Linked DNA regions of Mus musculus: regions 2, 3, 4, 5, 6 and 7 are each linked to region 1. A link is a loop called in an ENCODE intact Hi-C map of the cell type or tissue named here. Cell type or tissue: heart. All regions are shown on one strand. Region 1 holds the start of Gm31125 (a long non-coding RNA gene). Region 2 overlaps Tceanc2 (transcription elongation factor A (SII) N-terminal and central domain containing 2). Region 3 holds the start of Mrpl37 (mitochondrial ribosomal protein L37). Region 4 overlaps Ssbp3 (single-stranded DNA binding protein 3). Region 5 has its middle 25 kb from the start of Cdcp2. Region 6 has its middle 13 kb from the start of Mrpl37. Region 7 holds the start of Ssbp3 (single-stranded DNA binding protein 3).

Region 1 (4,000 bases):
TCTGCTGGCTGCGAGCCCACCGCTCCCTCCCGCAGTCAGCTCTGCGCCAGCCAGGAGGGGAGGGAAAAGGAGGGGGCGGCCCCCGGAGCCCTGCAGGGAAGAAGGGAGGGCGAGTAGGGAGGAAGCCAGCTCTGCAGACCCTAATCGAGGAGCAAAAGAGCACAAGAGAGGGCGTGGCCGACGAAAGAGGAGGAGCCTAGCTGTGTCACCTAAGGGTGTTGGGGGAGCGGGGGGGGGGGGGGGATGCTGGATACCTTCTTTATAACCCCATGTCCCCCTCCCATTTTACAGATGTGGACACTGAGAACTAGAGCCCAGCGTTTTGCAATAAATTACCTATCTGTAGGCCCCCTCTCCCCATCCAGGAGCATCCACTTCCACCCGGTCTGGCAGGGCTGCAAAACAGAGAGCCTGGACTGCTCCCCAAACCTAGGTTCCCGTCCCCATGATGCAGGAGATAAAACACAAAACAGGGACTTCAGTTCTCTGCTGATTGAACAAGTGAAATTTCTGAGTTCTCACTTATAAAATGAGACTTGATGCCTCAAGAATGGCCCCAAAGACAGTGAAAACAGAACGGCCGGTTCAAACAAGCCTATGAGTGAAGGATCTTCTCTCTAGGGGTCTGTTTTAGTAACTGCAGGTCCGAGACTTGATTGGGGAAGCTTAAAGGTCCAGCATCCTCCAGAAAGGCAGTTGGATGCCCCCGACTTTCCACCAAGTTTTAAACTCTAGAACAGAAACGTAAACCCTCCTACCCCATCCTCCAGCCCTTAGAACTGTCACTTGGAGGCCGTCCTCCAGCCTGTCACCAGCCTGCCAAGGACCACCCCAGTCCAGCTCCGTGCTCCAGGACTTATTAGGCCTCTAACCCTATGGCAGCCGCCCTGGTCCCATGTACTAGCTAGATCCCTTACCCTCCACACCCTCTCCACCCCTCCTGCAGACCCGCGCGGCCTCTAGGGGGCACTGTTGCTCCGAACTTGGCGGGCCGCCGCCACTTCCCCCGCCCGGGCGAGCGCCGCGAGGACGCTAGGGTTCTGGGAATACTAGATGCCCCCCGGCACACGCCGCCCCCCGCCGCCGGCCCAGCCCCGGGGCTCCCGCGCTGCGCAGCCCGCTCGGTGCGGACTTGCTGCTGCCTCCCACCCCTCCCCGCACAAGGCACTTCGCGGGAAAAGGCTGGTTTTGCCTTTTTATTTTTCTTCAGAGGTTGAGGCAGACATTGGGTCCAGGCTCTACGCACGCACCTACTCGTCTGTGGCTCAGAGATGAGGGGTGGGGGGAATTAAAGAGGCTAGGAGGCTTGTTCTACCCAAGAACCTGTCAACTGCTTCCCTGTCACCCCTTTATCCTCTGCCACCCCTCCTGGTGTGACTGACAGGCATCCATCCCGCGAACCTCCTCTCCCAGAACATCGCCTGAGAGCCCCAAACCCCAGCAGGACGTGCCCTGAGGCTGTAGTGTCCGAGGGTCCTGGCCCCCATCGCCGGCCTCGCCAGCGCAGCCGCGAGGTCCGGGGTGCGTTTAGGGGATGATTCCTACTGCAAATGCCCTCGTCGCCCGGTTGAGCCGGGAAGTCCGGCTGGAGCGAAGAGCTCTAGGGGGGAAACGGAGGGAAAGCCCCATTCGAGTTCCGGCCAACGATTTTACGGGAGGAGGGGGGATGTAAAAGCCCCGAACCCACAAAGCAGACTTTTTAAAAATTCTAATTGAAACCATCTCGAAGTAAGGGCCGCCAGGAATGGGCCAGCTCCCCGCCCCCCCCCGTCCCATCCCCCTCCTCTGCTCCCCGGAGTCCGATGAAGTCATGATAACTAGACTGCAAAAAGAAAAAAGTGGAGGGTTGGTCTGGGGGGCACGGGGGTCCCGGGCTGGGGCCCCGCACGGACACAGTTTGGATACTATGGTTACGCGATCCGACCCAAACAGCGAAGACGAACAACAATAGCGGCCGCCAGAGGAGGAAATTCCTTCCGGGGTGGACGGCGCGGGGGGAGGGGCGCCTGGCTGGAACGCCGAGGCGGCGGCTGGGCCAATCAGCGCGCGGCCGCCGGCGGTTTCAAGGTGCCCCGCGCCGCCCGTTCCCCCCCCCCCCCGCACCCCCCCTCCCGCGCGCTCCGCTCGGGTGCTGGAATTGCTGAGACGTTTCCCTGCACGCGCCCGGGTAACACTGCGGGGGCTGCTGCCCAGGCCCACACCCCCAGCGCTCCCCGCACCCCTCCCGGAGCCCACCACCCGGGGCGACTGAGCGAGCGTTCCACTGCACGAGTTACTTGCACTGGAAGGTGGGGGAGATCCCTGCCAGTCAACCCCTGTCTATGGGTTGGTTCCTGCATAAGCCTGTTTTCTATTTTAAAGCATGTCTCAAGGGGGAAAAAAAGAGAGAAAGAAGAGAGTGAGAAGGTTCACCCCGGACTCTGCAAACCTGGAAAGGCTGGTCCCTGATTCCCTGATCTCAGGGTTTGTTACGTAATAAGTTGGATTGTTAATTCTGAAGGTCTTGCCCGGGCATCAGAGAAGCAGGAGGCCAAGGGCAAAACGGCCATGTAGAACCCCGCCATCACCATCAAGTTAAAATCATCTACCTACCTAGTCATAGCCAACCCAGGGGCTCCCCTCACCTGGCATCTAGATTTTTTTTTTTTTAATGTGGTAACTAGTGATGGGATTGTGCCAGCATCTCTCCCTCCAGCTGCTTCTCCCAGAGTCTGGAGTCTGCCCCAGGTTATCTTCCTTGGACTAGCTACTAAACCCGTGTCTCTCAGTATTTCTATCCTGCCGGTCTCCTCAAACATGGTATACTTACTCTGCTCTGTGAGTGAGCCTTAGACTCTCATCAGTCCCTTTTCTTTTTTAAGCTCCTGACCACGCTTTTGCTTTCGGATGCCCCCTGGGCACAGATCCTCACTCCCCACAGGAGCACATGGGTTTTTATTCATTGCATGCATAGAGATTTGCTTCTCTGGAAGGATCCAATGTTCAAAAACTGTCTCTCCCCTTCTCTCCACAGATAATGGGGATAGCCCTAGTTCCCCAGTTCCCCATGCGTCTTTTTTATAAATAAATAATGAGATTTTTTATTAATTATGCACGCACGGTATCTGCACGCAGATTGCTGTCTCCTGATGCTTAATAATAATAATAATAAGAGAAAGAGAAACACTCCACACTGGCAGGGTGGGTTTTTCCCCTGCAAGCAAACAAAAACTTCAAGGGGCCATATGTCCTCAGATGGGGGGGAGAGAGAGGAAGGCAGAAGTCGAGGAGTGCGCGTGACATGGAGGGATTAGAGGGGCTTCCTCAGAGGTTTTCAGGGCTGCTGAAGGCGGATTCCAAGTTGCCTGCTTCTCTTTCTGTAATTGAACTGCAGGTCTGAAAATTCACCAAAGTTCTCTGGAGCATCTGTGTGCTGTGCTGGCGGGATGGGCAGCTGTAAACAGGAAACCAGCAAGAAGGGAGCTGGCAGGAGCCCAGTCTCTGTCTCTGTCCGTGCCCCTCCTCAGAGCCCCCGACTCTGAGCTCTCAAAACACACTTAGCTCCTGAACACTTAAGCATCTATGTTCCTGAGATTGGCACAAAACAAGAACTGACCAAAACTTTGCAGACTGAATGCATGACATGTGAATCATGCTGTTAGAAGGGAGCCAAGGCTCAGGTACCATGCATGGAAGGTGTGGGAGCTGGAATCTATTCCTCAGAATAGGGGCTGGGGGAGGGGGTGGAGGGTCCCTAAAGTTGTCTGGCCAGGAAAGTGACACAGCAGAAGTGAATGTTAAAAGACCGAGACCAGATAGAAGAGTACAGAGCAGGGTCAGAGCCACTGAGAAGACATGAACACAGAGGAGGTACCCCACCCTCCGGCCTTGTTTCTATCTCTGTGGTTAAAGAGCCTAGGCGCGGGTGTGTGTGTGTGTGATGCTATATGTCACAGGACAACTTTCAAGAGTCAGCTGCGCGGGTGTGTGTGTGTGTGTGTGTGTGTGTGTGTGTGATGCT
Region 2 (4,000 bases), 320 kb after region 1:
TTTGTCTTGTGAAACAGGGTTTCTCTGTGTAGCCCTGGCTGCCCTTGACTAACAGATTTCCTAGACTCTTCCTCCTGACTGCTGGGATTAAAGGCTGCATCCAATATCTTTTTGGACATTTCCTCTGGGATGTTCTATGGTTCTAGAGGAAATAGGAAATATGAAAAAATGAAAATGGCTTTGAAATAAAGAGCTCTGGAGTTCCAGGACAGCCAGGGCTGTCTTGAAAGACAAAAAAAAAAAAAAAAAAGAAATAACGAGCTCATGAATGAGTTAGAATCAGCAGAAGAGAGAATTGGTAGTTTGGAAGAAATTACCTAGAATGCCAAGAGAGACAACAGGATAAAGACTATGGCATAGAACTATGAAGAACAGGGTTAGCACCGTTCTTCCTGTAGGCTCTCAGGAGGGACTAGAGAAGAGAGAATGGGGATAAGCCAGGAGTGGCAGCTCAGGCCTGTGACCCCAGCACTTGAGAATCTGAGGTAAGACAATCACAAGTTTGAGGCCAGCTTGGATACATAGTGAGTTTCAGGCCAAGCTGGAGTACACAATGAAACTCAGTTTCATAAAAACCAACCAAAGAAACAAACAAACAATAAATTTTGGCTTCTGTATCGGTTGTTGTTTTATTTTCTTGTTCTTTTTGTATCTCTGGCTCTGGGGACTTCAGCTGCTGTGAGGCGCAGCCATAATGACAGGTCTATGTGACAAGGAACTAAGGGCCTTCTCTGAGCAAGCCTCTAAAGTGTGCCTCTAGGAAGGCCCTCGGATGACTGAAGCTCTAAGCAACAGTCCGATAACAAGCTTTTCAAAGACAAGGAGGGGTGGGGTACGCCTCTGATCACAGTTTTTAGGAGATGGAGATAAGAGAATCACTAACTGTAAGAGCCCCTACCACATCACACCAAACCAAACCCACTCTGAGCCGGAACCACTCCAATACACTGGCTCCTGAATTGCTGACCATCAGGGAAACTATGAGAAACAATACTTAAGCAGCTACATTTTAGGGAAGTTTTATATAGTAATAGATAACTAATATATTGTCAGATTGCTTATGAAAAGCCGTCTCCATCTGGTTCAGACCGTCTCTCAGCTGCATTTCTTGCCATACTCTCTGGCATATTACATTTTAAATACACCTAACAACTCAGAGCTCTTGGAACACGACCATGTTCTCTCCCGCACCTCCAGCCTCCACTCAGCTTCCAGGACGCATCCTCTGCCTGACACATTCCTCAACACGCTCTTCCCTGCTTCCACACACTTGGCTAACTTCTCCCCATCGTCAGAGCACTGTCTTATTAAACTGCCTACGTTTCCGTCAGATGTAAAGCTCCAGAAAGAAGGGAGCAATTCCTGTCTCCCTTATACCCCATAGCTCCCAGCACACAGAAGACACTCCGTAGATACTTGGTGCTTACATCCCACAAGGTAGGGAGGCAGGAAGGCTAAAAGTTGAAGCATAAACATTCTCAGGAAGTGATCCAAATAAGCTTTTTATCTGATATAACTGTAAAGGAACCAAGAACCCTCAGCAGTCCATGCAATTTCAAGTTTAAGGAAGGCTCAATAAGGTCAGGGTTCAAAAGTTGGACGGGTTCCAATTCCTGCTAAGTCAAACCTCTTGGTAGTTCTATTCCGGCCCTTAGCTGTATTCTCTAGATACCTGACACACCCATTCTTGAAAACACTCACCATACTCGGCGGTCAAACAAATGGTTTTTCAAAATCCTCCCCTGTTCCATCTTTTAGGACAATCCTAGCTTATTATGTTGAGATTTAAGATCTGATCACATATGGCATCTGTGGTATATGTCTAAACAGGATCACATACATACATATATGCATCAATAAACACATCACAAAATATTAAACACTAGTACCCTCTACTGGTGGAAAGACCTTACAGGCTCATGTGAATGGTCACATTGCCCTCTAGCGTCCACAACCTATAAAGACAGCAAATCCTGCAGCAGATGGGTAGCATCTCCTTGGCTATAATGATAGGGTTTTATATTCTTTAAGCATCTAATTTCCTCAGATTCTGGTTTATATTACAGGGGTGCAACTCTAAGACTCTTGGGGGCTCCCTGGGGACTCTGTAAAGCTCTTCCCAGCTGTTAGTGACAGGGTGATGCTGCTCAGAGGTCAAGGGGAGGCAGAGGAGGCGATGGCTGCACTGGGGAGGGCAGGAGCAGCAGCTGTGAAGGACTGCCCTGGACTCCCCGGGGAGCTGAGAGCAGCTCGAGGAACACATGTTGTTCTTCCCGTGCATATTATCCACAGTTGTGTGCTGTACTAAAACGGCAACTCAACGCACTCCCTCCCTCACCTCTGAAATCTCTCCAAAGCTATAATAAATGACATGGTGGCAAATGTTGCTATCGTTTTGTTTTATAAACAAGGCTTCGCCAGTTATTGCCACTGATGGCAGATTAAGCTGAGTTTCTTTCAGGATTTAACTGAATCACCACCTCCTCTATGAAGCCTTTCTGAAGTCCCCAGATTGTAGTGACTGCCCTATCCTTTCCGATTGCATGCAGACTCTCCAGATCCAGTGGACAGAGGGTCACATGTGCTTATTTATAGCTACAGTGGGGTACCACTGCTGTATGTCTACACCACCGCCTCTCTACCAAACCCTCAGCTCCTCAAGGTCACAACCAAGTCTTAATCATTTTGCACAGTCAGCATCAAGCACACTCCAAATGTTACCTGTATGTAGTCTATATGGTAAGCACAGATATTGGACATATGCTTTTAAAACCTTATATAATAATAGTTATCTTATGCTAGCAACTCCGCTAACTCTAATCAAAAGGTGGGAGAGATATAGTAAGGTGGCCTGACAACTTGAGTTAGATCCCAGGACTCACATGTTGGAGGGGAAGAACAAACATCCACTAACGTGTGCTCTGACTGCCATGTGCACATTGTGGCAAACACACACCCAAGCCCATCCCCAACACACAAGAAAATGAAAGCAGAAAGTTTAAAAGATTGAGGACTGTGTTTTGTGTACTTCACTTCAGTTTAAAAATTGTTTTTACTATATATTACTATATTTTACATATGTCACTATTTTTTACTATAAATCCCCAGCCTGAGGCTAGTACAGTGTTCTAAACAACGGTCCCCTCCAGCAAGTGTGGAAAGCACAGATGGGTCAGGTAACTCATGGTGTACAGGAAGAAGGGAGACACTCTGGAAGTACATCTCAGAGGCCAGGAGCATACCTATCCTTGTGGATCTCAACACCTCCCTCGAGGGCATTTTCTTCTTTAATTCTTGTAAGGCAGCAACTAGGTTTTCTTTGGTTTGATCAGGAAGCTCCAACATAGTTTTCCATCTTTTTATGTCTTCTATAACCACAACTCTCTGCAAAAAAGAACAGTTATTTGGAAAATGGAACCCTTTCATTAGAAAGACATCTGCCTCCACCTGAGCTAATGGCTCTCCTATTGACATATGAATTATTGATTATGACCTGAACCAAAGCAGTGTGTCTGATGGCCCCAAATGAGGGGTAATTGCTTAGAGGCAGGCCTGCTTACTGCAGATCTGGGGAGTTGCATCTATTAGGAAAAGTGCAACTTTTCATCTCACCGTGCCGGGCACCATGGCACATCCCCCATGAGAGGTGAAACAGGAGAGAGGAATGAAAACGGTGAGTGCTAAGGCGGATCACCCTCACAGCTCACTCAAGTGTCCTAATTTATGCACAGAGCAGAGAAGCCATAAAGCCATGCTTACTTCAACAGTAAAAAAAAATTACACGAACAGTTCCCCACTTCCCAGAGGAGAAAACTCAACTTTTTTTTTTTTCCTGAGAGAAAGAAAACTTCTTTTTAAAAAAATTTCAAACACACAAAAAGGTACAGAGAGTAAACCACTACTTAATGAGATTATAATTTTACCATTCCTCATAAAATAAAGCATTATGAAATTTAAGTCCCTTTACACCCTCCGCAAACACACCTCCCTCCATCCTTCC
Region 3 (4,000 bases), 230 kb after region 1:
GGGTAATGCAAAGGGGTCGTGTCTGTGAGATCCTTCACAGCACCTCCTGAGTTCACAGAAAATGGTTAATGGCCAAAAATATCAGCTTGCAGGCATAGAAGTGGGCCTTTTAGGAGGCTGGCCTATGGCTATCGATTTTTCCAAACTTATGACTGATTCTCTTAATTTGGCTCCAAACCTTGTTGGGTCTCTGTATTTCCTAGTTATCCTTTGGAATCTCTGCTCCCACAGACTTCAGTTGTTTTTGGTTTTAGGATCTTCCCTATCCTCATCCTGATCCTGAGAGGGTTCAACTCTGGAAAACAGTTCCTGACACTCCTCTTAAGAAACAGAATGACTTTGAGACATTGATGTATCTCCCCCGCCTCCCCACAGGGTTTCTCTGTGTAGCCCTGACTGTCTTCGAACTCATTCACTCTGTAGATTAGGCTGGCCTCCAACTCAGGAAAAGGCTCAAGACATTCTGACCTGTTATTAAGTGGGTAGACTTTTGGGTGCAAATCCTTTCTTTGAAAACATATCCCAGGCCTATTTTAACAAAAGACACCCCCAGAAAAGGAGCGTTGTAGACCTGCTTTATTATCACCTCTCCACGCATGGAGACAAATCCCCTCCTCTCTGCACACATTCTCCATTGCTCCCTTTCACAAACACCTTGATCTGACAACTCTTGGAAGCCGGGTGTTACTCTATTCTACTTCCAGAGGAAGAAACTTCCCCAGGCTCGGGGTCACTGCTGAGCCTGGGACAGCGTCTCCTCCCGTTTGTCCTGAGACCTCACCCTCCAGGAGTCGGCAACGCTGGTGGAAGATGTAGCAGGGTTCTTCCTTGTACAGAGTCTGTTCGTGGATCGGGGCGGCACGGTGGAAGCGTGGGTCATTCCAGCCGCGCTCCCACGGCGGGAAGATCGGCCTCGCCAGCCACGGGACGAAGTGCTTCTTGCCCTCGTAGGTAATGGGCTCCAGACCGGGGATCTCGTACACCCTGTCCAGGGGGCGAGGCTCGGGCTTCCGCGTGGAGCGCACGCCCCACTCATACGCCCCACGTTTCGGAGTCCCGTAACCTCCGAGGCCGAGCCTTCCAGAGCCAGCGAGTGCCCGCAGAGCGGGCCCGGACGCCAAGGCCATACCGACTCCGTTTCTACAAAACCTCTACCTGGACGCCGCCATCTTTGCCCGTGCAGGGACTGCTGGGAGCCAAAGGGGCGGAGCGCAATGACGGGTTTTTGCGAATGACAGACACTTCACCCAATCACAATTAGAATATGCTTGCTTTGTCCCCGCCCCTCAGGCAGTTCCCATCCTTATTGGTGGAACCTGGAAGGTGCTCTTTGCTTGGGGTTTCTGAAGTGCCACACGTGAAGAAACTTGCTGGTAGGTAGGTGAGCGCGGTGGTGGAGCTCGCGGCCGGCGCGGAGGAGCGTAGGGACCTCAGATCTGTACTTTGCACGCCTTTGACCCTTAGGCATTTAGAACGTGAGAGGGCCCGGTCTCCTCGCTGTAAAATTAGGAGTTAAAATGCCTTAGCGGGTCCGACGCCTCATGAGTTCTGGAACTGCCATCCTTTCCGCCCTTCTCAGCGTTGCCCACACTTTCCTGGCTGCGGCTTCCCAGAGCCTGCGAGTGGCCCGGGTACCTCTTTCTATGCCAGCTTGGCGGCCGACTGCTGGCACTGCGGCTCGCCCGGCGCCGAACGCGAGTTACTTTTGCTCTGCTGCTGCTAAGTTTTCCGATTCCCGGAGGCGGGTCCAGTGCACTGGCTTCTGGCAGGCTCGCTGCGGGGGTCAGAGTGAGGACTGTGCTAAGTAAGCATCGGGTGGGCATAGGTTGAGGGACCACCGAGTGAGTACATGAGTGCACGACGTGAACGGTGGCAACACACACATGCTTCCTGTCCCTTAGGTCTTTTCTCTTGTTTGACCACTGTCAGAGTTGCATTGTTTAGTGACCGGCCCGTGAACTCTCCCTGGCTTCTAGAGCAGTTGCGTGACACACACTTTAGGTTAACAAATGAATACATAGTAGAACAAATAAGGTGCTTGGTAATGACAAGGGGAACACTTGAGAAGGTCTCTGAGAGGAGATGACCTTTCAGCCAAGGCCTGAAGAGTAGGGATAAGCATCCAGGGCGAGGCTGCAACAGGGATTGTGCCTCCCAGATGGGAAGGAACTTCATCTTTAAAATTGTGCATGAAGTGGCCACCTTGTCTACCAGTTTCCAAAACGACTGAGACAATAGGACTATTTAACCCCCATGAATGCAAAAGAGGCAGAGGACAATATGACTAACACTCAGACTACCCAGCAGTTTACAGTTAAAGCATTTTCATTTGTCTTAGTACATCTCCTTCCCAAATGCTAAGAGTAATTGCCATAAAGAGAGGCACCATTCACTCAGTTATCTGATGCACAGTACAGATGGAGTGACTGGATGAGTATAACACCGTGCTAGGTCTTAACAAGGACAGGGACCGTGTCCTGTGCCTTCTGCCTTACAACACCAAATCCTGTACCCAGCTCCCGGACTATAGAGGGAACGAACACTCACCAGGCCATGGGAGCTTCCTGTATGCCAGGTGTTTGGCAGAATACAGAAAGAGTGAGACACCAACTTCATTCTCACTGGTGGCCCAGCCTCAGAAACACACCAAAGTCAAAGAGCTCCTGCACAGTAGGAGAGGCCTTCTGAATCCAAATTCCCCGCCTCTGCTTAGATTTACACACACACAAAACCCCAATAGTTATAAGCAGTAAGCATGCCCCCAAATGACAGCAGATCCTCTGGTTAAGCCATCCCTGTCCCTATAGCCTGGTGGGCCTTGGGGAGAGTGTGAGAGAGAGAACAGAGTACAACCCCCACATCTTCTTTCTCCCAGGCGGACAGCAAAGAGAGGCCTGGCTTATTCACTTGTGTCCTCCCCCCTCCCACCCCCTATTGCCCAAGCCCCACTGACAATGGCTGAGACGGAGGAGGAGGAGGATTCTGAGGCTTGGCTGCGGTTGAAGCCTGTGGAGCCCTTGCCCTCCCAGTGCTGCGGCAGTGGCTGCTCGCCCTGTGTTTTTGACCTCTACTACCGAGACCTGGAAAGATGGGAAACAGCCCGAGCCAGAAATGACAGGAGCCTGCTGAGTGGGAAGCAACCACCTGAGAGCCAGGTGAGGAGTCCAGAGTGGCCATATCTATCTGGCCCTGCCCCGCCCTGCCCTGCTCAGTGCCCCTGCTATGGGAAGCCTTCCCTGACTAGTCAGTGGTGAGAAAGAAGTCCTTATAATGGAAGCAAATAGATCCAAGGACCTGAAATCAGCCTGTTAGCTATGTGGATATAGTCTAAGTCCCTTAACCTTGTGCCTTTATTTTGCCATCTATAAAATGGACCAAGTTATTTGTAATGTTTAACGCCAAACCTAATGATTATTTCACTCAACAGATATCCATTGAATACCTGTTATACACCAGGCCCTATAAGCCAATGAGGATTTGTGAGTGAGCAAGGCATAGTCCTTGCCCTCAAAAGAGCACACTAACTTGGTACGATACAGACAGGTAAATAGGGCGTGTTGCTGTTACTCTGGAGCCCAATGGCTTTCTCTTCCCTTTCTAAGCCTTCGTTCATTTTACAGTAGTTCTGTTCAGTATGTAGTGGCTCTGTAATCACCTGTGGTAACAGAAAATTACGCGGTATTACAAAATTTGGTAAGTCTTACAAAACAGCTCTTTTTTTCTCTCTCTCTCTCTTTGGATTTTCAAGATAGGATTTCTCTGTATAGCCCCGGCTATCTTGGAACTCCCCTCTGTAGGCTGGCCTCAAACTTAGAAATCCACCTGCCTCTGCCTTCTGAGTGCTGGGATTAAAGGTGTGCGACACCGCCACGCAAAACAGCATATTTCAATCTAATAATTTTATCTTTTAAATTGTAATGAAGTAATAATAATTTACTAATTTCCCTAGTAATTTACATTTTGGAAATGCATACACAAAATTGGGTGTGGTGGCGTACTC
Region 4 (4,000 bases), 150 kb after region 1:
TAATTCTCTGCCTGGAGACTAAGTCCAGGTTGGGAGCTGGCAAGGAGGAGCCTCGGGTTCATCAGGGAGACCTGGCTACTGGCTCCAGCTCAGTTCCTTGTTGCCTGTCTGCCTTGGTTCCCTCTGTCTCCCATCTCAGCCACTTGGTTGCCTCCTAGGTCTAAAAGTAAAGGCCCTCCCACTCCCTGCTCTGGAGTTTCGGAAAGCCCAGCTCTCTGAACCTAAGCAGCATCCACTCCAGACACAGGGCAGAGGTGATGTTTGCAGAGGGAGGGCTGCCTAAGACCTCACACTTTACACTTTCCATGTGAGGCCTTGGACATTGACTCCAGGGCACAGGCATACGGTTGAGTGCGGTGTGTCCCTTGCTCCCTCCCGGGTTCTAGCTGAAGATAGGAAGGCCAGAGGCAGAACAGCCGACCGGATTCTCAGGCTTTAGAGGAGCGTCCTGGGGCTGTGCTCCCAGCTGCCTCCCATTGTGCTGGAGCCACGCGGTACAGCCCCCTCCCCCAGATCTTCCTCTGGAGAATAAACCATCAGCAGGATTGATTACCCTGCAGGTCCCTAGGCCGCTGTCTCTGGCCTGCATCTGGAGCTGATTTCTGTGGCTTGTAGACCCATTGTCTTGGATGGCTCATTTCCACAAATCAGAGTTGGCTCCACTGCCCTAACCCTAGTGTGACCCCAGATGCATGTTTGTTCGTCCAGTGAACACTTCCTGCTTGAGGAGGGGGGAAAGGCTGAAGTGCACATGAGTGGCTCCAGAGCCACCTCCCTGCTCTGATGCAGACAGGATGTTCCTTCCCATCCCAGCCCCTCCCTAGCCTCCCACCTAGGCCTGCCTTTCTGAAGTAGATTCAAGGAGGATGCATATTTTCAGGAAGTTGGATCCATCACCTGGCACCAGAGGGGAGACTCACAGTCTAATAGCTCCCACAGGGTGTAGTGTTATAAGGCTCTGTGTCTCCCACAACAAGGTGGGAGCTACAAGCAGCCCCTGGCATGGGCTAGGAGGTTTGAACTAAGTCAAAGGCGGCAGCAGCTTATTGGCGAAAGTTTCTAGCACTGTGAGGATCAGTTGTCAGTGGGGCTTCCTTGCACACAGAGGGACTCACTGAGATGTGTCACTATGCAGGGGTCTAGGGGGACTGGACACATGCTCCATGTTAGCCCCTTTAGCCCCTGCTCTGGGCTGGGGGATTTCATGACCTTAAGTTTGTCCCTTCCTTTTTTTTTTTTTTTTTTGGTTTTCGAGACAGGGTTTCTCATTTCTCTGTATAGCCCTGGCTGTCCTGGAACTCACTTTGTAGACCAGGCTGGCCTCGAACTCAGAAATCCACCTGCCTCTGCCTCTCGAATGCTGGGATTAAAAGCATGCGCCACCACACCCAGCAAATTTGTCCCTTCTTGTCACAGTTTTTGTTTGTTTGTATGGTTGGGTTGTTGGTTGGTTGTGTGTATGGTTGGTTGGTTGGTTGTTGGTTGGGCTGGTAAGATACAAAGCTCTCAGGATCTACCTGTCTGTACTCTCCAGTGCTATAGTAGGGCACAGGTGGCCATGCCCAGCTTTTTGTGTGTGTCTTCATGCTTACACAGCACGTGTTCTTACCCACCAAGTTGCCTTACTGGTACGGCTTGTGTGCTGACAGGAATTTAGCTTGTCCTCCACTTGAAGACCTTAGAACTTGACTACAATGTGGGCTCCGGGTGCAGAAGGCCTGTTCCTTCAGTGCAGTGAGTGGCCTCTCTTTGCCTCTCTTCCCAATGGTGATGGAGGATAGAAGCCAGGATGGCTCAGCCCTGTGGCTGGCTGACTCACTTCTGATTAGGGACCTGTGTGGCCAGCGGCTTCCTGCCATTGTTTCCACAAGCTCTTTGCAAGCTCCTCTGTCTTTACAAGCTAAGCTCCACAACAGGTCCTGCGAGTTAGGGAGTCCCAAGAGCACACCAGCACCCAGGGTTCTTCAGGAGCTGCCTCTGGCATTTTGGGCTCATCCTTTCTGGCTTTTGTTCAGGAAAAGAGAGCCCTTTCCGTGGGCATTTGAGCTGCCGTGTGTCGCATGTAGCCTGGTCCTATCTCAGACTCTGGAGCTTGGTGGCTGCCCATGATCAGACCTTCACTTTGCTGCCCCCTTCTGGGACAACCAGCTCTCTACTCAGGGACCGCCTTTGCCTGACCTTCCTCACCCCAGGAAGCAGTATGTCCAGCTGCAGAATTCTTATTGCTTGAGAGCCCCAGAGAAATGGCACTAGGGGTGTATCCCTTCTGCATACTCCTTCCAAGAATGAGGACACATGATGCTTCCTGTAGGTGCCATCACCCCCATCCTCAAATCCAGACCCAAGGGCAGGCAGGCAGGCTTATCCTACCTATCCACCAAAACCTTTCTCCTTGGTGAGACCCATAAGTCGGCCTCTTAGAGCAGGGTGGGTCACTGGCTTGTCATGTGGTGTAGGATACCACCTACAGTTGTTTAGTAGCCCAGCAGCAAAAATGCAGGAACCTATAAAATAGTGGAGGGAAGGAGGAGAGGGAAGGGGAGTGAAAAGGCAGAGCCAGAACTGCAGACCTTCAGAGTCACCCCTTGTGAACCCGACCCAGCAGACCTGCTTCCCACCCGGCTTCTTCCCTCCCTGTGGTCTGGATCCACCCGGCCTTGTAGATTGCATCAGGGAGCCACTTACCCCCATTAAAACTGGGAGGGCCAGGGAGGGAGGAAATGGGCTAGGGTGTGTTGGGAATGTTTTAGCTAATGCAGGGAGTGCTTTTTAAAAGGCAGGTAGAATTTTTTCTTTATAGATCAATTAAAAACCCTTCTTAAAATTAGCCTCTGGGAAGGTGTGTCAGTGGGCTCTTGTTTTCTTATGTCCCACACTCTGCACATCCTCCCTGACAGAAAACCTTAAAATTTTTCTTTCAGAGGTGACCAGTGTTTTTAAATGCCAGGTGATGACCAAGGGAGAGGGACCTTTGACTAGGGTTAAAGTACTGTCCTGGGAGGGTGCGTAGACTCCCTGTGACTCCTCTGGGCCATACAGCTGGCGGGCAGCAGCAGGCACGAAGAGGAACATCTCACCAGAGCCAGGCAGATGGTGTTCACCTGCTCGGGACACACTCCCTGGTCCGGGGCCCTTGGAGTTGCTGAGATAATAACAGACAGCTGCCAGCCCTGGACCTAGATCTGCGGGCATTCAAAGGCATACAAGGTGCAGGGAGACAGAGCCTGCCCAGGCCTCCCCACCCGCCAGGCCCTGCTTTTGTTTGAGAGTTGTGAGCCCCTCCTTTCCCGCACCAACATCCGAGCAACAAGAGCGCTTTAATGGAGGACAGTTCTGTTTTGGAAACGACAAGAAAGCTCCTTGTCAAGTGTGACCTGGCCTTTCCTTTGTCTTGCCTCCCTTCTTTGTGTGTGTCTCCAATGGGTTTTGTTCCAAGGGGCAAAGGAGCTGGACATGGATTTGGTGTGTTCCTGCGGTTTTTCTTTCTGTTTTCTTTTTTGGCAGCAGCTAAAGCTTTTGGTTATTTCTGAGTACAGGACAATTGGGGAGTTGGGGATTCAAGACCACTCCAGTGTCTTTGAGTTACTGAGTGGTGTCAGCAACAGCGAGTGGCAGAGAAGCCAACTTTCTGACCGCCTGGAGATCTCTCAGCTCATTGTATATGTGCGTAAGGACAAAAAATTTCTCATGGCCTTCAGTCCATAGGGGCATTTGCCCAAATATCCTCAGAAGGCAAGGCTAGCTGTTTCAGCCAGCACTCTGCCCTCTAGCTGTGCTCAGGAGGAACTGGTATTGCTTGGTTACCGTGTTAGCCTCCTCCACTGCCAAATAGGTCTGTGCTGGCCAAGGTTATCTGGACCTGGCTCCATCCAGTGTGGGCACTGTGACCAGTGATATTGGGGGGTGCTGAGAGGCAAAATTGGATGTTACTTCCCCCAGGGCAGGACTCAGGCCTGACTCCTTCAGGCTAAGACTCAGGGCAGCTTAGTAGAGGAGTGGT
Region 5 (4,000 bases), 280 kb after region 1:
GCCTCCTGAGCCCGAGAGGTTACAGAATGGGCTTGAGGTCACACAGCAGTTAGTGATAGACTTAGGGCCAGAGACATGAGACCTCGGGAGAGATGCCACTGGCCATTGGTTAGATGGCTCCAGCTGACCAAAGAGTCACAAGATCCAAGTGGCCTGAAGGTACAGAGGGTGGTCTCTTAGAGACAGACAGCAGTCACACACAAGCAAGGGTGGTCTCTGGGAGGAGTAAGCAGAGGTCCAGAGGCAGCAAGACGGTGGACAGCAGGGAACAAGGAGGGCTTCACTGGGGCTATTGCATGAACCTTCACTTGTCAGGACTTTTTTACCTTTGTCCCATTTCCCAGCAGCCTCTGTTCCACTGTCAGTGTTCAGATCTGTCGTCCCCCGTCGTTGGAATCTACAGAAAGTGAAGGCCATGTATAGTTCACTTTCTTGTTGTTGAGCCCAGCACAGTACTGGGAGGCAGCAGACTAATGAATGGAGCTGGCGAGATGGTTCAGCTGGCAAAGGGCTTGCCACATAAGCCGAGTTTGACCCCTTAGAACCCATCTTAAAAAGCCGACTGGCGGTGCATGCCTGTAATCCCAGTGCTGAGGAGGCGGACACAGTGGTCCCTGGGCTTTGCTGGGGAATCAGTGAGCTCCGGCCTCATCGGGAGATCCTGTCTGGAAAGATGCAGTGGAGAGTGATTGAAGAAGATACCCAATGTCAACCTACACACGCACATACACACACAAACACAAAATCTCTCTCTCATACACAAACCAAACATACACACGTACACACACACACACACACACACACACACACAATCTTACATACACACATAGTCACACATGGTCACATCCAATCTCTCTCTCACGCACACACAGTCATTCTGTCTCCATCTCTCTCTCCCCCCCCTCTCTCACACACACACACACACACACACACAGATTCATGGCAGTGGTAGGGCAGACATCAGGACATCAGAGTTAGAAACGGAGTTCTGAGATAAAAGTGTCTTCCCAGAATGTCCCCATTGCCCCAGTCCCTCAACTGTTCCTCATGCCCCCATGGTAGGTGGAGGTGAATCTAGCCTTAGGGAGTAGACACAGTGAGGTTTACCCTTGGTCACACAGCCAGGGGCAAAGAAGCTGGAACCAGATAGGGGTGTCAGGGGGTACAAGAGCACGCTCCCAACCACAACTGAGCTTGGAGCTGCCAGGTACCTGTGTGACAGTTTGAGGACCCCTACCTGGAACTGAACCTTCTCCTCAGCTGTGGAATGGTAGGGACACTGAATAGGAGGTTTACTGGGTGGCCGATGCCCAGGCCAGCCTTGTGGTCATAAACAGACACATGACTGTGTGGCTCGCTACTGCTATGCATGAGCATGACCAGCCAGTGTGGGGCAGGGCCTAGGTGTGAGGGCCAAGTGCTTGTTAGGGTGTGTTTGCATGCGTTCAGAAGTCCGATGTTATCTTCCATGTATCCGCCTGTAGGCCCGGCCTGTTTCTGTCTAGGAAATTCCATTTCCCACATACCTTGCTTGAGGCCTTCCATGAGAGTGCAACAGAAACAGAGAGAAAGGGAGGCTGCACCCAGGTGTGTTCTGTGCCTGTATGTATGTGTCTGCACGTGTGTGTGTGTGTGTGTCTGCATATATGTGAGTGTATACACGCTCTTTCTACAAGAGGCTGAGTTCAGTCTCCCTCTGGCCCCTCTGGCCCTGACCAGCATGCTGTTGGGGTACCTGGGAGTCTAAGAGGAAGAAGAGGGTCTGGGAGAGAGGAGGCAAGCATGTCCTGGACGGTGTTCCTGTGTTCCCAAGACAAAGCCAAGCTCTGAGGACTGAGCAGCACCCTCCAGTCCCACCAGCCCACCAGCCCGAGGCCTGAGCTAGGGGTGGACACAGCACCACCTTGTGGGCCACAAGGAGAGGTCAATGGCTCCACTGGAAAGCAGCCAGCTACTCTCAGGGATGGGAGGGTGGCCTAGGGGATCCACTTATTGCTCACTGTCTTTGCATCTGGCTCCTTTCCCTCCCAGCCCCCCTGCATCAGCCTTCCTCAACCTCACTACCTCCAGTCATTGTCCTGAGTTCATCCAGCCTGGGGGATGCTAAGGGCAGGGAGTCCAGTGATGGAGAAGGGACCAAAGACTTCCCAGGGAGGAAAATCGCTAAGTGTAGTTTCAAAAGCTGAACCGTGAGGCTGGAGAAGGGGGAGAGTGGGAAACGCCCTAGGCAGAGGGAACAGCGTGTGCGAAGGCCCAGAAGCATTACAGATGATTGCTCGGTAGCTGAACTGGCAGGCCTTGAGAACATGGGTGGAGTGGGACTGAGAAACGAAGGGGGGCTGGGCCCCAAAAGGCCTGTAGTGCCAACCCGGGGAGCTGGACCATATGGGGCCATGGCAGGGAACAGGATAGAGCTAACGAGGTCAGAGCAGCTGGCTGAGCTGAAACTCACATAACGTACTTTTACTTGTTATTTACTTACATTTACTCCTGTTCACTTATTTCATATTGAGATGAAGTCTTGCTTGTAGCCTAGGTTGGCCTCAAACTCTATATCCTCCTGCCTCAGCTTCCTGAGTGCTGGCATTGCTGGGGTGTGTCCCTATAACTATCAGTTCGCATGCTATCTCCATGGGTTTATCAATTCTGGACATATTTCATATAATTAGAATCATACACCACATGACCTTTTGTATCTAGTTGTTTTTTTTTTTTTTTTTTTTTTATGAAATGCTTTGAGGTTCATCAACACTGCAGTATTATCATTACTTGGCTCCCGATCTGGGTAGCTCAGGGGTAGAGAGCATTGGCCCAGCTTGCTCAAGGCCCTGAGTCCGGTCACACACACTGAAGTAAATAAAACAAACCAACCACTTCACCTCGGTGTGGTAGGATGCACATCTGTGATGCCTGCACTCAGGAAATACAACAGTCAGTCTGGGCAACATAGAGAGACCATGTCCTTACAGAGAAATCGTCCCTGGGGCTGGAGAGATGGCTCAGTGAGAAGAAAGCCTGCTGTGTAAGTGGGAGGGCTGAAGTCTGGATCCCTAGAACCAGTAAAGGCCAGGTGGGCATGGCAGCTAGCCTTCACTCTGGTGCTCGGACAGTGGGGTGGGCTCTCCTGAGCACGCCGGCTACCCAGACTAGTGGTAGGCAGGCTCTGGCTTCAATTGAGAGGCCTACCTCAATGAATAAGGTGGAGAGTGGCTGAGGAAAACGACCTATGTCAACCTCAGGTCTCCACACTCGTGTGCACACATACCTGCAAACCAGCATATATACATACATGCATGTGAAAAAATGAAAAATGAAATTTTTATGAATGAATAATACTGGTTTTCATTAACTTGTGGTGGATTATATGAGATAAAGCTATGAGAACTGAGTCTACAGCACGGTGGACACGCCTAACTTAGAGCTGAGGTTCACCGTGTGGCTGTCTGGGAGCCGTGGCTTACTGGTGCTGCCCTGGCATCATGAGAAAGCATTTGAGCTGTACATCACCAGCCTAGCAAAGACGGGATTCAAATGTCAAAGGAAAGTTTCTACTGAAGATTACTTTCTTAAAAAAAAAAAAAGATTTTATTTTACTTTTGATTATGTGTCCCTTTGTGTGCGCATATGAGTGTAGTTGCCCTCAGAGGTCAGAAGAGGATGTCAGAGCTCCTGAAGCTGTTGTTTACCGGCCGTTGTGTGTTGCGCGCGCTCAACTGGCCAGGAAGAACGACGCTGCTACAGGATCCTTCTGCACACATTTATTCAGTCCTGTTTCTTCTTGTTTATATCTCCCTTGTTTATATCTCCCCTGTTTATATCTCCCCTGTTTATATCTCCCCCGAACCCTGGGCCTCTCACTCCTTTTATACTCTCTCTCATCCACGAACCGCAGGCCACGCCACCTCACCAGGCACGCAGCTTCAGCTAATCAGGGCAGCAGGGGCAAATCTCCACCAAATTGGATTCACCTGTATCCTGGTACACCTGCGCAGCACTCAAG
Region 6 (4,000 bases), 210 kb after region 1:
TGGTGAACCCCCATAACCCCCTGCCCAGCCCTTGATTCCCTGGCAGTTTGTCACCTAAACCTTGGATCTCATCGTGCCTTCCTATCTGTTCCCTGGGACCAAGCCCCCAAAGCCCCAAAGGCTCCTCAGCTGTGGCAGCTGAGTCCCCAGGCCCTGTGCTGAGTCTTCTCCAATCCAGGGTCTGGCTTCTGGCTGGTGCTCAGTGGGTGTTTGCAGAGGAACACTGAAGGCTGCTGAGTCAGTCAGCCCTGGAACAGGCGCAGGACGACTGTTCCCAGTGTTCAGGCAGGACCTTAGGTGTGGGGGGGGGGGGGGGCGGGTGGCCTTGGTGAATATCTGTTACTGCAGATCCATAGGAGACTAGTTCTTGTCAGTGGCAAGACTAGGAACTCCTGGGGACAGGGACTGTGGCTCCCAGCTTGAGTCTCCCAACCCCAGCACAGTACCTTGCTCACAGTACATAGTACTAGAACAGTGTGAATGGCTAAGTTGCCAGGGATGTAGGGAGCCTCAGGACTCCAGTCCTGACACATTTGGAGGTCCCCACATCGGTCTGTCTGGGTTAGAAGCACCTGCTCTCCACAAGCTGAACTCCTGAAGCCGGGCATGGTGGTGCACGCCTTTAATCCCAGCACTTGGGAGGCAGAGGCAGGTGGATTTCTGAGTTCGAGGCCAGCCTGGTCTACAAAGTGAGTTCCGGGACAGCCAGGGCTATACAGAAAAACCCGGTCTCAAAAACAAAAAGCTCAACTCCCGAAAGATGGAGCCTAAATGGGTCGGGTGAGCAGTGGCCTGAGGTAGTAGATTCATGGAGCATGCTCTCAGGTGGCAGCATCCTCGACAGGAAGTGCTGGCCTTGCTCTGTCTGCCCTGTGAACTGAAAAATGGGGCCAGCCTGGGAAGGAGACAGCAGGCTCTCCTAGGTTCATCCTCCCCACCTCCAATCTTTTTAGGGAAAGCCCCTGCTGGGAGACTGTATGGCCCAGCAGGTAGAGCTGAGGCCCCAGCTACCAGATGGCATTCCTTTAGTGCCTTAAGGCTCTTACCCACCAGGACACCTGAAAGTTGAAAGGATGCTTGCAGAGGGTGCTTCCCCATGGGGAGCGGGAAAAGCCAGCTAGGACCTGGCTGTTGCATGTGTTTGAAGAGGTCTGGTTCCCAGGACCCAGGGTGGGTGTAGATGGCAAAGTGAAAGATACACAAACAGGCACTGGAGTTAGGGCCAGCTCACTCTAACATCAGACCTGATTTTGGCTGAATTGCCACCTCTAAAAGGTCTCTGGAGGCTTGGCTACCCAGTCGCTTGTACTTCCTCTTTTGGCAGAGATGCTCCATTGCAACTCTGCAGGCTGCTCCAAACTTTACCCAGCTCAGAGCTCACACTGTCTCCAATGCTTGCCCTCCTCTCCATTCAGGCCTTTACCCTGTATCACTGACTCAGAGACTGTCACTCCACGTACCCTCTCTGGCCTGGGAGGGCAGTGCTAACATCATCCTCAGCCGCCAGTGATTCACAAGTATGCCCCCTCCTGGGAACTGCCTCCTTCCAAATCTTATGGTCTCCTAGGCAGTGGTCAGTAGCTGATGTGGGCCAAGGTGGTGCTATCTTGTCCCAATGTAGAGGTTTTCTATGTAGGAATGCAAATCCTGTGGCTGCAGGGCCTATTTCGTCTGCTCAGCATCCACAGCCTTGGATCAGAGGTCTGGCACATACTAGACACTCAGGGAACTATTGAGAATGGATCTCATGGCTGCCAACTTGTCATCCAAGACAAGGAAGACATCCTAGAGTTGGCTGTAAGTAAATTCATGTCTCTCGAAGCTCCCAGGATGGGAGTGGGCAGTTCAGGTTTCCCCGTACCCTCAGCATTCATACGGGCATATTAAAAAGACAGTTTTTGGGTTCTATGCCTGCTTCAAGGGACTTGAATAAGTAAACTGAGCCTGGGTAGCTCCCTCCAGCCTTCCAAGTGAAATCACAAGGGATCTGGCAAGCATCGCCTGGGACCACCGAGGACTAGCCTCAGAGAAAAGTCAGCAGAAAGTGAACCCCTTTCAGCTGGGGCTTCTAAAACCTCCAAAGTGATCCGAGGAAAGTCTGATTAGCTGCAGCCCACCAAAGGTGAAAGATGGTGTGCAGGAGCTTAGTGCCCACTCTGCAGAGGACCTGGGGCAGCTGGATCCTGAAGGCTGTGGGGATGGCCTCCTCCCAGGCCAGGCATAAGTCCTGTGAGACTAAACTGAGCCAACCTTTCTCCCTCATCCTTAAAAATAAAAAAACCAGTATCTACCTATTTTTGAACTAGAGATGAGTGTAGCCCAGGCTGAGCAGGAATCCCCAGTGTAGGCAAGGATGAACCTGAACATCAGACCTTCCTGCTTCTCCCTGAGTATCTGGATCATAGGTATATCTCGGCTGTCAGAATGAAGGAGCTTTTCAATTGGCTGGGCACATTCACTATGAGACTATTATTTTGGCCCCAAGTGTGACCCTGCATCCCCTCTTCTTTCCTCCTCTACATAGCACTTCTTCCTCCACCCTCCATGTTCCACATTCCCAGGCACCTAGCCTGCCAGATCCCTCCATCTTTCCTATCCCCAAGTCCTGCAGCCCCTGCTAAGCCCCAAAGCTGGCTGAGGTGAAAGAGCACATGGCTCAGAGCTACTATTACCAAGCTACTAGGCCTCTCTCTGCTCTTCCCATAGGAGACCTGGGTATTCAGAGCCACCTCACCCAAGGCCTTTCTTCTGCGGGAGTGGCAGTTACCCATGTATGAGCCATGTGGCTCTCAGGTTCTAGGGACCCCACTGGAGCCTCAGGTGTGATCACAGATGCAGTGGGCAGAGCCATCTCTTCCATTTGTGCTCCTCACAGGTGCTGGGCCTAGGCTTTCTCCCAAAACACCCACAGGGTCTGTCCCCAGGTGTATACCAGGGAAGCTGACTCAGAACATCAGACGGGGGAACATGGGGACAGTTCTTATGGTTTCTCATCATGCCTTCCACATACCCATCACTCAGTACTTTTTTTTTTTAAGATTCATTTATTTTATGTATACAAGTACACTGTCCTTGTCTTCAGACACACCAGAAGAGTGTGCATCAGATCTCATGACAGATGGTTGAGAGCCACCATGTGGTAGCTGGGATTTGAACTCAGGACCTCTGGAAGAGCAGTCAGTGCCCTTATCCACTGAGCCATCTCTGCATCCCCCCCCCCAACCCCCCCCCCCCCCCGCGCACAATGTCAAGCCCATGAAGCAGAAAGCCAGGAATCTCTAATAATGAATGTTCTCTCAGAGCCTCTACAGTCACTGAGAGTGTTTACACAACCTGAATAGCCGAGCAGGTAAGAGCACTGGCTATTCTTCCAGAGAAGCCAGGTTCAGTTCCCAGCACTCACATGGCAGCTCACAACCAAACCTTTCTGGGCACTAAGCATCCATTGGTACACAGACATATATACAGATAAAACCCTCATATATTAAGAAGAAAATATTCCGTAAGAGCTCAGCACAGGCTTAGAGTACCTGCCATGAGGGAGGAAGACAGGCAACTCTAGAATCTCCCAAATTAGAAAGGTGAGCAGAGATGTGGCTCAGTGGTACAGTGTTCTTCGTAGGTTCAAGCCTCTGACAAGGAAGGGACAGTGTGTGCCACACGTCCAACAGTACTCTGGATGCTAACGGAAGAGAAGAGCAAAGCAAGGCAAGGCTGGCTACATAGCAATATCCTGTCTCAAAGACAAAGGAAAAAAGGAAGGAGAAGAAAACACGGGAGGAGGGGGGGGTGGGAGAGGGGAAGGGAGGGGGGATGGGGAGAGGGAGAGACACCCAAAACTCTAAAGGAAGTAATATTAGCTTCAGGATTTGGATGAAGAAACTCAGGCATCGTCTGAATTCACATGTGTGCAAAAGCATAGCTGCCCCAGGACCTGGTCTTTAAGAGGCAAGAAGGCATACGGTGTGGTCTGCATACAGCACATACTAATATCTCACAG
Region 7 (4,000 bases), 69 kb after region 1:
CCAGCAAAGCAATGGGGACTTGGAAACCAGGTCTTCAGACGCTGGAATTTGCACCCTTCCCAGGGAGCCCCTAATGCCCGGGGGTGGGGGGGGAATTCCAGCCCAAACCCGGGCTGACTAGGGGCTGGCCAAGGCTTCCTGCAGAGCTGGTGGCGATTTTGATGGAAGAATCTCCGTAGGATTCCCTGGACTGTGCTGGGGGCAGGAGGGGGGAAGGGCTGGATGCTAACTAAGCTTCTGTCCCAACAGGCTCAGAGGGGAGGAGGGCTTAGCCTCCAGCAGCTGTGAGGAACACCACCACACCACCAAGAGAGCTGAGAACCAGCCAGAGGAAACCAGATACCCTGGCGTCCTTGGCAAGCACGGCTTCCTTGGGTTGAGCTCACTGGCTTCAGGTCTCTTTCGACTGCTACCTTTCCAAGGCCTGACCCGCTCCAACCCTCCGCAGTCTTGGGAGAGGAAGAAGCGGGCTAGTTTTTCATCTGTCCTGATCCTTGTTTCTTTTAGCATCGTCGCTGGATGTGGCAGTCCCCAGTGGAATGGCAAGCTCCCTCACCCCAAGGAGTGGAGTCATGTTTCTATGGGGGTGGAGGGGGGTGTGCTTAGTGGATCGCACTCAAGTAAGGTGTAGCCTGGTGCCTGGCACTCGGATCTGGTCTGCTGGAGGAGTAACTTACTTGCAGCCTGGAAGCTTCGGGGTGGGGGGTGGGGTGGGTGCACAGGAAGTCCCTCAGTAGGGGATTCGACCGTCCAGCTGGAGTAAGGAAGTCGTGTGTCACAGGAAGAGGCTCCCAGCAGAGAGTTTTACAACAGTGGAAGCCTCACAGGATAAGTGGTTGTGTTTATGTCTGGGTTACTACTCTGTGCTCGGGGTAGCGTATGCTACATAGTAGGTGTTTAATAAACAGGTTCTGAAACAAAAGGATTGGGAGAGGAGAAGTTGAAAGAAATGGCTTGGTCACTCTGGGATGTGACAGTATAGTACTTCCAGGTGGAAGAGGCTGTGGTGGGTGGGGCTTAGCAGAGGGCGTGGTCTGATCTAATCCTATTGTGGGTGGTGTCAGTTTCTTATCTCTTCACCCAGCCCAGAGCTACTTCAGGCCTGGGGTGTTGTTTTTTTTTCCTCCCCTGGGTCCCCTGGTGTCCCGTTAGGTCCGAATACACACAGGTATGGAACCTGTGCTGGGTTCAGGAGATACCCAGATGATTAAAATGTAGGTCTTCCCTTTCTGTCTGGTGGGGCAGACAGACAGTAAACAAGTGGCTTACACAATGGGCTGGATAGAGGGAGGACTTCTTTGTAGGTTCAGTTGAACAAATGAGATCCAAGCTGACGGGATCGGAGCAGGCAGTTTTGGAAGGCGCTATCTGTGGAGGAGTGTTAGGTTTTGAAGATAGTTGAGAGAAAGGGCTTGGGGTGAGGGGCATTCCAAGTAGAGGTGTCAGCCCAAAAATGTGCTCTAAGGGAGGCAGGAGAACCTAGTGGGAAAAGATAAGTTAGGGGCAGAAAGGCCACCTATGGGTGTTTGGGCCTGCTTATGATCTGACTAAGACTCTGGATAACTGCCAGCTGCAGCATGCTAGCTGGGGCTGGAGAAAGGTCTGTCTTCTAGGGAACCCTTTAGCTGCCTCTCCACTGCCAAGAGCTAAGACACCTCCCTCTGGTCTCTCTGCCTAGGTTCTCTCACTGTTTCCTTTAGCCAACCAACCCACTGGGAGCCTCACTCTGTCAAGCCTCCACAAAGGGCAGACCACAGAGATTCCGAACAAACAGCCCCCCCCCCCTTCCTCTCACACATGCCCAGGAAGGAGGGGCCAGTCCGTTTGCAAAGGAGAAAAGGCAAGAGGAATAGTAGCCTGTTGGAACATCAGACTATCCAGAGATTTTAAAAGACCCCTCCTCCCCCAGACCTTTGCCAGCTGACAGGCGAGGATGAGCAAGGGGCTCTGAGGTGGCTCAGCTCTTGGGCTGCTAGGCATGGCCAACCCGGAGAGGGGGCTTCGGCAGTGGGCCCCCGAAGGGCAGTGCCTTCCCTCCCCCAAGACCCAACTGGTCCTCCTCATCTGCGGGACCTGCAGACACCAATGAGTCACTGTGTTGACAAACCATCTCTGACCATTCCTAGCCCATCAAAAATGGAAGTCCAGAGGAAGGGTATGAGCAGACCGATTTAATTAGCGCGGGCTCTAAAGGTACCTTAAGTTGGCCCTATTAAATTAAACTGCCTAGGGGGAAAAATAACTGTAATTATTTCCTTTTCTCTCCTACCATTGTATTTCAACTCCCAACCTCCACGCTTCTCCCTTTCTTGACAAGACAACCTTTAAACTAGGGGCTGGCATTGGCATCCCCAAACTAGGTCTCAGTGTTTCTCTTTTCTGCCCTTCTTCTGTCTGAGCTCTGGTTTCTAGCAGAGAGCAGAGTCCAGAGGGGTCCACGGTGCTTGGCTGTATTCTAATTTAGGGAGGCTGTTACAAGTGTAGAACATTATTCCAAAAATGCACCCGGAGTCTCCTTCCTGAACCAGTGCAGATCCGTTTGCCGTGGGGCATTTCTTTTAAAAACCCCTTTTCTCTCTTCGGCAGGGCAAAAAAAGCAAACTTTAATGGTAGGGAATTATTGTTTATTTTGTTGAAATCTAGTTCTGAGTTTTCCTACTTAAAACGTGTTTTCCCCAGGACACTGACCTATCCTTTAATTGTTTGGTGTGAGGCATGTTAGGGGGAGGGGCGTTACTTGTTTATTGGAACAGCGCAGTTAAAAAAAAAAAAAATCAACCTAGGCTAACAGTTTCAAGGCTCCCCTAAAGATGTATCCAAACAGGCAGCCAATCAGCGCTTACACAGCTTTTCTGCTTGACTCTTTTAAAGAGACAGTGCCGACAATGTTTTATCACATTTAAAGAGAACCGCGCTCTAAAAACAGTATGAAAATGGGGAGCCATCCCTTATCTCACCAGTTTTTGATTTGGAGACTCCAATGAGAATACACTGCAGGTTTTTGGGTTCCTCGAGTGGACAGAAAGGAGTCGTGAGCAAAAAGCTTGGTCACTCTGCCAACCCCCCATTTCCCATTGTACACCTGGGTCATTGACAATGGAAGCTTCCCCTCCCCCCACGCCCGACTCTGGTCCCCTACTCTCCAATTTAGCTCCATTTATTTGAAGTTTGAGATTTCTGCGGCGCGCATTCCGAGTCGCGAGGCGTCCAGGTGACGTCCCTCATCCAAACGGAACCCTTTCCCGTGGAAAGGCGAGAGGCTAACTTGCCAGGGCTAGCAAACCTCAGAAATTTGAGAGAAATCAACTCTCTTTCCCTCTAGTCCAAGACCTCTTTTCCCTCCTACAGCTTGCCTGGAGCACGCCAAGGGCCATTTTCGCGCGGCTCCACTTTGGGGTTTCCCAAAGTATTTTAACGATCTAGTAAAGAAGCAGCCGCGCGCTTTGGCGCCAGCTTCGGCCGCCCAGCTCCGCGTGCAGCCCTGGCCGGGGCTCGGGAGGCAGGGCTGGGCACAGGCAGCCCGGGGTGGGGCGGAGAGGGGAGCAGGGCCGGCCGGGGTCCTGGCCCGCTGAGGGTACGCTCAGCACGGGGAGGCGGGGGCGCTGGGGGCTAGGCCGACGCGGAAAGGGGCGCGCCGGGCCAGCCGGGGTCCGCGCCTGCTGTCGCAGCGCCCAGTCCCCGCCGCGCCGGCCGGGTGCTCCAGTCCACGCCCGAGCCCCTCGAGTCACCGCCCCACCCCAACGCCAAGGCTCGCCCCCCGCTCCCCCGGCCGGGGCACGAGCGGGCAGCGGCTCGCGGAGGAGGCGCAGCGGGACTGGCGCGGCCGTGCTGACAGGCGTCCCTCTCGGCCTCCAGGCCCGCCCCCGCGCGCCGATTGGCCGCCGCGGCCGTCCGTCGCGGGGCGTGGACGCCCGCCGCGCTCCTGCCGGGGCAGCCACGTTCGGTTGAGCTCCAAGTAGACCAGCGGCGGCGGCGGCGGCAGCGGCAGCGGTGCTGAAGG

Evidence for each region. Hi-C counts contacts between places; a loop is a spot of excess contacts. Peaks named below come from ENCODE experiments on the same cell type or tissue, not always from the same donor. Only the 100,000 strongest peaks of a DNase experiment are listed, where the experiment ranks them.
Region 2: a loop joins it to region 1, with 8 times the contacts of the local background. A loop is called at or near these places in 26 of 42 quality-filtered maps.
Region 3: a loop joins it to region 1, with 4 times the contacts of the local background. A loop is called at or near these places in 11 of 42 quality-filtered maps.
Region 4: a loop joins it to region 1, with 10 times the contacts of the local background. A loop is called at or near these places in 32 of 42 quality-filtered maps.
Region 5: it touches region 1 in a loop (5-fold over the local background); 6 of 42 quality-filtered maps call a loop at or near these places.
Region 6: it touches region 1 in a loop (2.7-fold over the local background); 11 of 42 quality-filtered maps call a loop at or near these places.
Region 7: it touches region 1 in a loop (10-fold over the local background); 32 of 42 quality-filtered maps call a loop at or near these places.

The regions. Positions count from the first base shown.
Region 1 is chr4:106,838,095-106,842,094 of GRCm38, forward strand. Gm31125 (a long non-coding RNA gene) reads right to left here and starts at 2,067. Exons shown (of 2, transcript XR_376510.1): 1 at 1,895-2,067; 2 at 1,184-1,600. In heart, a CTCF peak has its summit at 1,948; DNase peaks (open chromatin) are centred at 37, 977, 1,507 and 1,967; H3K4me3 peaks cover 2,918 bases; H3K27ac peaks cover 3,820 bases.
Region 2 is chr4:107,162,306-107,166,305 of GRCm38, forward strand. Tceanc2 (transcription elongation factor A (SII) N-terminal and central domain containing 2) reads right to left here. Exons shown (of 5, transcript NM_025617.2): 3 at 3,243-3,384. Among named protein-coding and RNA genes, the nearest start is that of Tceanc2, 14 kb to the right of the region's middle. In heart, no CTCF peak of the experiment used is centred here; a DNase peak (open chromatin) is centred at 2,106.
Region 3 is chr4:107,065,669-107,069,668 of GRCm38, forward strand. It overlaps Mrpl37 (mitochondrial ribosomal protein L37), which reads right to left and starts at 1,198. Exons shown (of 7, transcript NM_025500.2): 1 at 782-1,198. The coding sequence starts at 1,127. It overlaps Cyb5rl (cytochrome b5 reductase-like), which reads left to right and starts at 1,326. Exons shown (of 7, transcript NM_001346552.2): 1 at 1,326-1,377; 2 at 2,944-3,155. The coding sequence starts at 2,955. In heart, a CTCF peak has its summit at 1,648; a DNase peak (open chromatin) is centred at 1,243; H3K4me3 peaks cover 2,107 bases; H3K27ac peaks cover 1,448 bases; H3K27me3 peaks cover 336 bases.
Region 4 is chr4:106,986,037-106,990,036 of GRCm38, forward strand. The region is part of intron 4 of Ssbp3 (single-stranded DNA binding protein 3); the gene reads left to right. Among named protein-coding and RNA genes, the nearest start is that of Gm12786, 39 kb to the right of the region's middle. In heart, CTCF peaks have their summits at 2,134 (motif pointing left) and 3,765; DNase peaks (open chromatin) are centred at 725, 1,845 and 2,115; H3K4me3 peaks cover 598 bases; H3K27ac peaks cover 3,259 bases.
Region 5 is chr4:107,119,472-107,123,471 of GRCm38, forward strand. No RefSeq gene overlaps it. Among named protein-coding and RNA genes, the nearest start is that of Cdcp2, 25 kb to the left of the region's middle. In heart, a CTCF peak has its summit at 1,899 (motif pointing left); DNase peaks (open chromatin) are centred at 1,940 and 2,180; H3K27ac peaks cover 749 bases.
Region 6 is chr4:107,051,867-107,055,866 of GRCm38, forward strand. No RefSeq gene overlaps it. Among named protein-coding and RNA genes, the nearest start is that of Mrpl37, 13 kb to the right of the region's middle. In heart, a CTCF peak has its summit at 1,545 (motif pointing left); no DNase peak of the experiment used is centred here.
Region 7 is chr4:106,907,538-106,911,537 of GRCm38, forward strand. It overlaps Ssbp3 (single-stranded DNA binding protein 3), which reads left to right and starts at 3,933. Exons shown (of 18, transcript NM_023672.2): 1 at 3,933-4,000. It overlaps Gm52672 (a long non-coding RNA gene), which reads left to right. Exons shown (of 3, transcript XR_003955091.1): 3 at 1-55. In heart, no CTCF peak of the experiment used is centred here; DNase peaks (open chromatin) are centred at 1,034, 1,714, 2,824, 3,894 and 2 weaker places; H3K4me3 peaks cover 4,000 bases; H3K27ac peaks cover 4,000 bases.